2 separate regions of the Homo sapiens genome follow, and region 1 is linked to region 2. Evidence: chromatin contacts called from ENCODE Hi-C or POLR2A ChIA-PET data. All regions are on one chromosome and are shown on one strand. Each heading gives the region's core, a stretch centred on a gene start or an enhancer-like site at or near the end of the contact. The rest is flanking DNA. Distances are from core to core; before and after follow the strand shown. Region 1 holds the start of BRWD1 (bromodomain and WD repeat domain containing 1). Region 2 holds the start of ITSN1 (intersectin 1).

Evidence for each region. A loop is a pair of places that touch in the nucleus more often than their neighbours do. ChIA-PET counts read pairs that join two places held with the same protein, here RNA polymerase II (POLR2A). Pooled maps may share reads with other maps.
Region 1: a pooled map shows a loop between it and region 2 (15-fold over the local background). The contact joins the promoter of BRWD1 here to the promoter of ITSN1 in region 2. A Hi-C loop is called at or near these places in 1 of 37 single-sample maps with no recorded cell type and 7 of 50 pooled maps. POLR2A ChIA-PET finds 5 or more read pairs at or near these places in 1 of 52 experiments (naive thymus-derived CD4-positive, alpha-beta T cell).

What each region holds. Positions count from the first base shown.
Region 1 is chr21:39,310,502-39,315,482 of GRCh38, forward strand. BRWD1 (bromodomain and WD repeat domain containing 1) reads right to left here and starts at 3,131. Exons shown (of 41, transcript NM_033656.4): 1 at 2,942-3,131; 2 at 2,740-2,798; 3 at 2,571-2,600; 4 at 2,340-2,399. The coding sequence starts at 2,990. BRWD1-AS2 (BRWD1 antisense RNA 2) reads left to right here and starts at 3,406. Exons shown (of 1, transcript NR_111942.1): 1 at 3,406-4,414. RefSeq lists silencers at 1,905-2,304, 2,325-2,404, 2,595-2,844, 2,955-3,014, 3,085-3,194 and 1 more and enhancers at 3,924-4,619, 4,620-4,981.
Region 2 is chr21:33,639,382-33,644,690 of GRCh38, forward strand. It overlaps ITSN1 (intersectin 1), which reads left to right and starts at 3,120. Exons shown (of 40, transcript NM_003024.3): 1 at 3,120-3,332. It overlaps CRYZL1 (crystallin zeta like 1), which reads right to left and starts at 2,360. Exons shown (of 13, transcript NM_145858.3): 1 at 2,300-2,360. RefSeq lists an enhancer at 2,099-2,508 and silencers at 2,979-3,318, 3,329-3,428, 3,749-3,878.

The DNA of each region.
Region 1 (4,981 bases), core at 1,881-4,380, 5.7 Mb after region 2:
CTGTAATCCCAGCTACTGAGGAGGCTGAGGCAGGAGGATCACTTGAACCCAGGAGGCAGAGGTTGCAGTGAGCCGAGGCTGCTCCTCAAAACAGACTGTCTCAAAAAAAAAAATTATTATTATTCAAATTTGATGATATACAGCGGTGCATTACATTATTCTCATTTGTGTACATCTGAAATACTTCTTTTTTGTTGTTGCGTTTCGAGACAGGGTCTCGCTCACCTAGGCTGGAGCACAGTGGCTTGATCAGGGCTCACTACATCCTCAACCTCACTTTAGGCAGGTCTAGAACTCCTGGCCTCAAGCGTCCTGCCAAAGTGCTGGGATTACAGGTGTTAGCACCGCAGCTGGCCTGGAATACTTCTTAATAAGGTATTTTTAAAAGACTTTGAAAGTTTAGAAACGATACATATACCATTAACAAAAGAATAATTCTCTACACATGAGGCTCATCATCACTCAGTCCTGGGGGACTGGAGGGCAGAGAGGAAGGTAAAAAAAGAAAGGACACCCACCAGACAGACCAAATCAGGGAGGCAATGATAGATGCCATATGTCATAGCCAAATCACAGCCATATTATCACAGAATTTAAGTGATTTTAAACAATAGTAAGTAGGGTTTTAAGCAATTCTACCAACAAAAGCCAAAAAATTTATATAAATTTTTTTTTTAAAAAAAAGAAACTAGGCCTTGCTCCATCTCCCAGGCTGGAATGCAGTGGCAGGAGGATAGTTCAATGCAGCCTCAAACTCCCAGAGTCAAGTGATCCTTCCGCCTCAGCCTCCGAAATAGCTGGGACTACAGGCACGCACCACCACAGCCGCCTAATTTTCTGTTACTTATTCTTTGTGGAGACAAGAGTTGGTCTGAACTCCTGGCCTCAAGTGATCCTCCCACCTCGGCCTCCTAATGTGCTGAGATTGCAGCCATGAGCCACTGCACCCAGCCCCTATAAATGTATTTTAAAAGTAACTTTTCCAGTAGTTACAGCACTACATTTGTTTCAAGTTATTTTCTCTCAGGTAGCACGACAACAGCGTCATAACCAGTAATGCTTTTCCGCTTCACCGATAAGGCTATATTATCCGTGAAGAAAACTAAAAGAGGGCATCCTTTAAATGTTTCCTCAACGTTTACAAAAATAAACTATCTCAAAATGTCAAACTCAACACATTGCCATCAGAATTTTTAGAACTCATTCCCTTGAAAACATCCACTGTTAAAGTGTTTACTTCAAAATCTAAGAAAGCAAATATTAAAATTATTTATTACTTGCACCAGGCTTCAAGTGTTAACTGTTCATGGAAATAACACATCCTCTGGTCTCTTCTGTTGTCTAATTCAAAACCAGTAATCTTCTACCACTTTTTTTTCTTCTTTTCACTTGCCACCATACTCTACCACTCAAGTGTTACAGGTCTTCCAACTGTGGTAAAAGATCACTCAGAAGCTCTTTTCTTTCTCAATTGTTTTCCTTATACAAGATGCTGAATATGGCCTGGCAATTAATGAATTCCTTTATCCTAATAACGAAACGGCAAAAATATATTCCTGAAAAATGTCTCCAGTAAAAACAAACGAATCCCTGCAACTGCTGTAACTATAGATAAAAGCAAGTTATATAGAAACATTAACCAAGTTCACAAAAGAAATGAGACTGTAATGCAAGATTAACCGAGCTCAAAAGAAAAGTGCCTATTTAAAGCACTTTATTGTGTTATCTACAAGATCAGTGTGAAACTCATCAATCAACTACTGCGTTCAACAAATATTGTACAGTAGAAAGGAGCACAAGCACTACAGTGGCATATTCATACAGCTGCAAGATTTTTATGACGCTGCTGACAAAACAAAAAATAAAAAGCTCAACACAAGAACATTTCTCCACCTTCAGAGACCAATGATTCTATTCCTAGGGAACAAGTGGGGGGACAGACCCGGGCGGGGCAAGAGCAGCGAGGCCAATCAGAGCGCGAGTTACAAGCGCGGTGGAGCGGGGAAGCGAATGAAACCGCCCAGTTGAATGGCTGGCTGCGCACGCCACACCCCCGCAGAGGCGGCCGCACCTGGAGCCCCACCCCTGCCGCAGGACCTCCGCGAGTCGCCCCCACCGCTCCGCCCCGCGCCGCCCCCAATGACTGTTTCCTGCCAAAACAAACCTGGCCGCCTCAAAAACAAAACAAAATCTTCAGCCGGGAACGCAGCTATCCCCGGGCCGCCCCCCAGTGCGGGTCACACTTTGCACCCCACGGGCCGGGGTCCCCGCGAGGGGAAGGGGCGGGGGCGGGGGGCGGTGCACGGAAAACCCGGGGAGCAAACGTGCCCAATGCTCACCAACTCCTCGTAGCTCCTGTTGTGCTCGTTGCCCTCCCAGTCCAATCTCTTCGGCAACAACTGGAAAGACACGAAACGCACACGAGTGACCACCCCTCCGGCGCGGGGGGGGCGGGGGGCGGGGGGCCGGGGGCGGGCGGCGGGCGGCGGGCGGGGGGCGCGGGCGAGCATCCCTCAGGGCAAGGTCGGCAGGAGGAACCCGAGGGAGCGCGGGGACGGGCGCGCACAGACCTGGTACTGCTCCAGCTCCTGCACCAGCACCTGCGGCCGAGAGACGCGCGGTCAGGGGTGGGGTCGGGCCCGGGGCGCTCCCGTTTCACCCCCGCCCACCACCCGCGACCCCCGGCGGCGGGGACACTGGGGACGCCAAGTCCGCAGCCGCCCGCGGGCCCGCACTCACCTGGGCCGCTCTCCGACACGGGCCCGCCGATAGGTACCGGGCGATAAGGAAGTACAGCTCTGCGGGAAGACAAGGAGTCAGGTCAAGCCCCGGCGGGGAGGGGAGGGGGACGGGGCCAGGGGAGCCGGGGGAGCCCGGGGAGCCGGGGAAGCCGAAGCAGCCGGGAGCGCCAGGGCGGGGGTGGCACGGCCTCGCGTCTTACCCGACTCGATGAGAGGCACCGGGCGTCGGGCGGACGACGGCTCCGCCATGGCCGGGCGCGGGGCGGGAGGCGGGAGCGAGCGAGCGAGCGGAGCGTGTAGGCCGCGCCGAGGCCTGACCGGGCTGGCGTCCCCTCTTCTCAGGCGCGCGCCGCCGCCGCCGCCGCCGCCGCCATACCGTGCGCGCCGCCTGGACCGACGCCTCCGCGGGGGAGGAAGTAGTTCCTCCGCGGGAGACGAAAAGTAGTCCCTCCGCGGGGGGCGGGGGTTTGCGCCAAGAGAGGACCGGAGCTCGTGTCCCGCCCGGGGAGGCGAACCTCGCTCAGCTCTCTGCCTCCGGGGACTCGATGAGGAGAAAGTGACGCGGAGGCAAAGACCTGGGCGCCGCAGCAGCGAGTGGGGGAGGGGAGGGCGCGTGGTCCGAATCCCTGCGCGCAATGAGGCGGCTGCCCGGGCTTTGTGAGGCGGCAGCGCGACGCCGGGTGGCCCAGCAGCGGGCGGGTGCCGGGGGCGGAAGCGCGGCCACAAGAGGGGGCGATTCACCGCCGCCCCCCGTGGGACCTGGGTCCTCTACGCGGGACCGCAGGGGCCCCGAGTCGCGGGTTGGGCAAGGTCGCCCGCTCCGGGTCGCTCGGAAGGGTCATTTCACGGACCGGTCGTCTGGGGCCAGTGCGTCTTGCCCCGCACGGAAGACCCCTCGCTTCGAGGACAGGAAAGCTTTTAAAGTGAGGATTGGCTCGCCGCGCCTCCCGCAGAGGGGAACGCCGCCCGGACCCGCGCTCCTGGGGCGGGGGCCTCGTATGCTGGCGTTGCCGGAGCGTCTGCGGCGCTGAAGGCTGCCGAGACCCAGCCACATCCCCCACAAGCCAGCAGCCCGGCAGAAAATTACATAAAATGCAGCGCTTCGCCGAGGGGGTGCGAGTCGGGGGAGCAGCGCGCAGCTGCGGCTGACGGCTCGGCTGGATCCATCCAAGCATGGACAGGAAAACGGGACTGTGGGGAGAGGGTGGTGCAGACGGGCCGCAGACCCTCCTTAGGAAGAGAAGCCGGAAACTAGGGAGTCATGTGCAGTTAGAATCCTCTTGGAAGACTAGTAGGATGTGAGGTTGGAGAGGTGGACGACGACCAGAAAATTCCCTTGTCTTGCCAGGCTTCTGACCTAACTATGAGTTTCCTCCGCGCATCCAGCCTGCCCTGCTCTGGCCCCTAAAGTACAGCAGTAACACTCAGTGGTGTCCCTGCCTTCCTGGAATGCGCGTTAACAATTCTGATTCTTACTCATGGCAATAACCTACACACCACATAGACGTTAAATGTGGTTCGGGTCAGACTCTAGGGCAGGACTCACTGCCTGCACCTTGTCTTGGCTCCACCAGCTTGACCTTGAGCAAGTCACAACCTGTGGGTCTCAGTGTTCCTTACTAGTAAACCGTAGGTAATTCCTCACTAGTAAACAGATAATATTTGTGCCTGTCTCAAAGTTGTGAGGATTTAATGAATTTGTGTTCCTGGTATACAGTAAGCACCGTGTACAAGTTGGCTTTTATTTACACCAAATAGCAAAAGCTTTTATTTATTTTGAGACAGGGTCTTGCTCTCAGGCTGGAGTGCAGTGGCGCGATCTCACCTCACTGCAACCTCTGCCTCCCGGGTTCCAGCGATTCTTGTGCCTCAGCCTCCCGAGTAGCTGGAATTGCAGGCAAGCGCCACCACGTCCGGCTAATTTTTATATTTTTATATTTTTAGTAGGGACGGGTTTCACCATGTTGGCCAGGCTGGTCTCGAACTCCTGGCCTCAGGTGATCCACCCGCCTTGGCCTCCCGAAGTGCTGGGGATTACATGCATGAGCCACTGCGCCTGGCCAAAAGCTTTTATATATATTTATAAATGGACATAGATATCTGTGAGGCTGTCGGGTATGGTGGCTCACGCCTGTAGTCCCAAGCACTTTGGGAGGCCGAGGCAGGCGGATCACGAGGTCAGGAAATCAAGACCATCCTGGCCAACATAGTGAAACCCCCGTCTCTACTAAAAATAAAAA
Region 2 (5,309 bases), core at 1,870-4,369:
ATGAGCATCTTATTTTCCTATATTGTACTACTGGGGAACAAGGGAGCGAACGGTGTGATGAATGAGTCTTCCCTTTATAAGGTGGCTTAATTATGTGACTCTGGGACAATGCAGGTGGAGGCCTCTGGTGATGAGAATAACTAATTGAGGGATCCTCCCGAAACTCTACCACACAACAGTTACTCGCTCCCCTCCAATCCATTTAACTGACTTTCTTTTCCACCTACTAACATTATTGAAGTTTGTAAATGCTTAATTTTCCAGTTCACTAGAGGATTGTAGAGAAACCACTTCTTGCTTCAAATGAAAAATATGAATTGTAATTTTGATTAAATATTTACTAATTCAAAAATCAAGAGAAAATAATTTCATGTCTTTATTATGCATAAAATGGAAGACTTTTTTTTTTGTAAAATACCATATTTTAGCATATATAGATGTGTATTTTTTTTTTTTTTTTTGAGACAGGGTCTCACTCTGTTGCCCAGGCTAGAGTGTGGTGGTCGTGATCTTGGCTCACTGTAACCTCCGCCTCCCGGGTTCAAGCAATTCTCCTGCCTCAGCCTCCTGAGTAGCTGGAATTACAGGCGTGCACCACCATGCCCGGCTAATTTCTGTATTTTTAGTAGACACGGGGTTTCACCATGTTGGCCAGGCTGGTCTCGAACTCCTGGCCTCAAGTGATCCACCCGCCTAGGCCTCCCAAAGTGCTGGGATTACAGGCGTGAGCCACCACGCTCGGCCAATATGTGTATTTTTGCTCTTCTGCTCATAAAACTCTCCTGAGCTCAATGTAGTTCATTGGGTCTACAAAAAGAGCATAGTTAATCTTAGAAATATTTCATTGCACAAGGCTGGCAGCTTTATCTTGTATGGCGAACTACCTCACTTTCAAATCTAAACGTCTTATCCCCTGCTGTAAGCTGGAACAGAGGCATCGATAAGGGAAATTAGTGATAAAAGGTAGTAATTATACACTGCAATGGCTGCGGGATCTGATTTAGAAGTCATAACTGACCCGAGTTTGAATCGGGGCTTTCCTACTTATTAGCGGTATGACTTTGGGCTACTTAATTTTAACCTTTCTGGGCCTGAGATCCCATATCTTAGATAATAATAGCAGTTATCTCAGAGGGTTGCCATAAGGATTAAATAATACCTGCAAAGCACTCAGCGCAACATCATACTTTCAGAAATGTTGGCTATTTTGACTATTATTTCTGTAAATTGGGCACATCTCAATTACAGAGAATCTCTAAAGTAGTTCTGAATCCCATCTCATAGAGTTGCAAAGGGTTTGGTCAATGCAACCTTATTTTTCCCACCTTTTAATTTCTGCAGTAGGCTACTGTAGCAGCCACTAGCACAGGTGGCTATTGAGCACTCCAACTGTGTCTAGTCGGAATTGAGATGCGCTGTTAAGTGGAAAATACACATCAGATTTTGAAGATTTAATTTTGAAGAATTAATTTTTTAATTTAATTTTGAAGATTTAATACGAAGAAAAGAACGTAAAATCTCAATTTTTAAATATTTGTTTAAGCGTTGAAATGATAATGTCTCAGATATACTAGGCTAAATGAAACATATAATTAAAATTAATTTCACGTGTTTCTTTTCACTTTTTAAATGTAGCTACCCCAAAATTAAAATGACATAAGGGACTCGCATTATATTTGTACTGGACAGAGTTCAGGTAAAACCTTTCTACTCATAACGTGGACAGCAGCACCTGGGAGCTTCTTAGAAACGCAGATGTTCGGCCCCGACCCAGACCTATCCCAAGGCGATGCTTACATCTCGCTCCAGATGATTCCGCCGTTTAGCATAATGAAGAGGGCCGATCTGGCTCAAAAGCCACATACAGCGAATAACTACTAACTGCTTTCCGAAAACAGCAAAGTGATGAGGAAGAAAGAAGTGGCTGAGAAGAAGTAACAGAGAAAGAAAAAGACACTCAAATTCTAGGAACAAGAAGCAGAGGAGAAAAACCCAACCTGGGAGATTAAGTGGAAGGGCACTCCCAGACCTCTGCCTCCATAAAAGTAGAGGGAGATGCAAACTGAGATAAGACCTACAATCAAAACCCGTCAAGGTCCAGGAAACTGTCCCTCAAATCTAGTCTTACCCACCCCTCAGCGGCCTCAGCTAAGCTAGGCCTGGGCCCGAACAAGTCCCAGGTTAGGGTTCGACGCGAACCACCATCCTCCCCAGGGCTGCACGGTTCTGTGGGGCATCTCTCCACCTTTCGCTTAAAGGCCCGTTTCCCAAGACACAGGACGCGTTTCCCGGGGCTCACCTGCCTCTGAGCCGCCCCAACGGCCTGCACCTTCACCACCGCCACCTTCCAGTCCTTCGTCAGAGAGCCCGCCCCCTGCTCCCATTGGTCAGGCCGCTCGTCACTCCTGAAGGGCGGGGTCGGACTCGCGAGGCTGTCCAGAACGCCATGGCAACCGGTCTCGGAACTACATCTCCCGTCATGTTCCGCTCGGGGGCGGAGAAAGAGGCGAGGCCCCGCCCCAAGGACTACCAATAAATGGGCGAAGTTGGAATCGCCCGGATGGGTTCCGTTTTATGCAAATTTTAGCCGAAGACCACACCCTTCCTCATTCCAACCATAGGCCCGGCCAACCCCTTTGGGTTGTGCTTCGCCTTTTTCCTTTCCACATTATTCTCTCCTTGAAAACCTCCAATAATTAAGTCAATTAAGTGCATCCTATCTAGTGTCTCTCACGGCAACGAGCAGATGCACCGAAATCGTGCAACAAAATCTCCATAAACCACGATAGGCAACCTCAGACCATAAATCTCCTGTTACGCCTACATGGGGAGGAGGGGGAGAGTGCTAATCCTGCCCCCACACAGCCCCTGCTGATTGGCTCATTCGGCTTGTCACTCTGTTGTCTTACATTTCTTTGGCTCACCCTCTTTGGGTTCGCACGGTGGGCGGGGCCAGTGGTAGGGGGTGGTGAGAAGGTGCGGGCCCCTTCTTCCAATTGGCTGGCGGTTTCCCCACCCACTTATGGGCGGAGATGGATGGTGGATGGGGGGCGGGGGAGGCAGCGGAGGGAGATGAGGAGATAGGCGGGAGCGAGGGAGCGAGGGAGGGAGCGAAGGAGGTAGAGAAGAGTGGAGGCGCCAGGGGAGGGAGCGTAGCTTGGTTGCTCCGTAGTACGGCGGCTCGCGAGGAAGAATCCCGAGCGGGCTCCGGGACGGACAGAGAGGCGGGCGGGGATGGTGTGCGGGGCTGCGGCTCCTGCGTCCCTCCCAGCGGCGCGTGAGCGGCACTGATTTGTCCCTGGGGCGGCAGCGCGGACCCGCCCGGAGATGAGGTGAGGAGAGGGCTGCAAGGCGGCGGCCTGGACCACGGGCGGCTGCAGCGGGGGCGGGGGTCGGCGCGGGGGTCTGCGCGATGGCTGCCCGGGGCATCCGTCCCGCGCCCGGCGCTTGTCTCCCCGGCCGCCCTTAGCCCCTCGCCGCGCGCCCGAGAGACGGCAGCGGCTGCCCCTCTGCCTTGTCCTTCCCGTCCTCGGGGGTGGCGGCGGAGTGGCGGGCGGACCCGCACTGGGAGGCCGGGGGCCGCGGTGGGCCGTGGGGTGGCGGCCGCGGGACGGGCGTGGGGATGAATGGGCGCCGCGGCCCCGCCGCCGAGCGGGCTCCCTCCTCTCGCGGGGACCCCGGGCGGCCGCTCCTTCCCGGGCTGACCTCGCTGCCCTCGGCCGCCGGCGAGGGGCGGCCCGGCCTCGCCTCCCGCCGGCCTCCCGGGGACCCGCGTTGGCGGGAGCGGCGCCGCCTCTGCCTGGAGCCCCGGCTCCTTCCTCGGCCCCTCGCTCGCAAGCCTGCAGAATCCTGGGTCAGTGAAGGGCAGGCAATGCCGTTCGGCCCCAGGGCGCGCCGCGGGGCCGCCCCTGAAGGCATTTAAAGGGGAGCGTCTTCCGCGCCCTGTGAGCGCGTCCCCGGGTCCGCCGCGTCCCTTCCCTTCTTACGCACCGACACGGTTTTGTGGTGTGGACCCAAGACACAATTGCAGTCCCTTGCTTGCACGAATGCAATCCGAATTCCCAAAAAAAGGAAACCGGCGAGGAATCGGCCGCACCTTCCTGCGCTTCTGCTTGCCTTGGGATTAGAAAACAACTTCGGAGATTACATTTCCTATGGGCAATCTTTTGTTGTGATTCAGACTCAAGAAGGCTTTGCTTTGGAAGAAATAGATTAGCGGCTTCTCTGTGGAGTTGGAGGCTATAGAGATTTTTATAGCCTCTTCAATATGAAAGTTTCCTCTAGAACTTTGCCATCATCAGTGCTATTCTGAGGGCAGCAGCAACCTGGAAATTTAGATACATGCAGGCTCCGGCCAGATGCGTTTCTTTGTGCTTGTCTGTTGGCATTCTTCTCTTGCTGCTCCTCTTGATCAAAACGTACAGATAATAAAGGCAAGGCCAATGAAGAGGGTAGATAATAACAGCAAATCCCATACAAACAAATGCCTCTAGAAATTCTCAGTTCTGTCAGCGGGGAGGCAGTTTTGCTAATCCCGTGGAACGGATGAAAAGAAAGGCACAGAGATCTCATGGATTATGTAGTGGACAGGATGTGAGGGCAGGAACTGGGGCCAGGACCCAGCAGGCCAGCTGGTTTGCATGGTGCCACTCTAAACCCCCAAAATATGAATAGGAGGAATGTATTTGTTGGGATACCTTTATTTTTAGATGACTTTAAGGTTGAGAGTGCAGAAGCTTAAACATCCTTCATAGTTATTATTTCTTAGTTTATCTCTGAGAACAAAATATGTTTCTGTTTAAAATTTCTTTTACTGGTGTGCTTGAAACGTTATTTTGATGGGAGTTTCCTTGTAAGTAAAAACATTGAAAAATACATACATATGAAAGAAAAATCCTTAGTGCAGATGGGTTTGTAAAGAATCCAGGGACTTTTAAGTCATATAAATTAAGAAGTGAGGGACACTAATTTGATGATGGTGTTAAAATTATTTCAGACACCTTTAAGTAGTCCAGTGGAGATCATTTCTGATAGTATGATCTTTTTTTAAAAAAATGGTATTTCTTTATCTAGGAATGCTTCTGTTGAAATTGCTACGGCGCATGGTACCGTCACAAAACTCTTTTATTATTCTGCCTGAGTAAGAGAGGAAATGAACAAATTTTTAATGTACTTTGGAACCCTGCGGATTGCACAGATACTAAGCATTGTGAAATAGGGCATAAAATGAGTGGTAGCAAGTTAGTTCTGTGAAATGTTTGTCGCTGTTAGCATTTTTTTTTTTTTTTGGCAGTCGACTAGCAATTTTC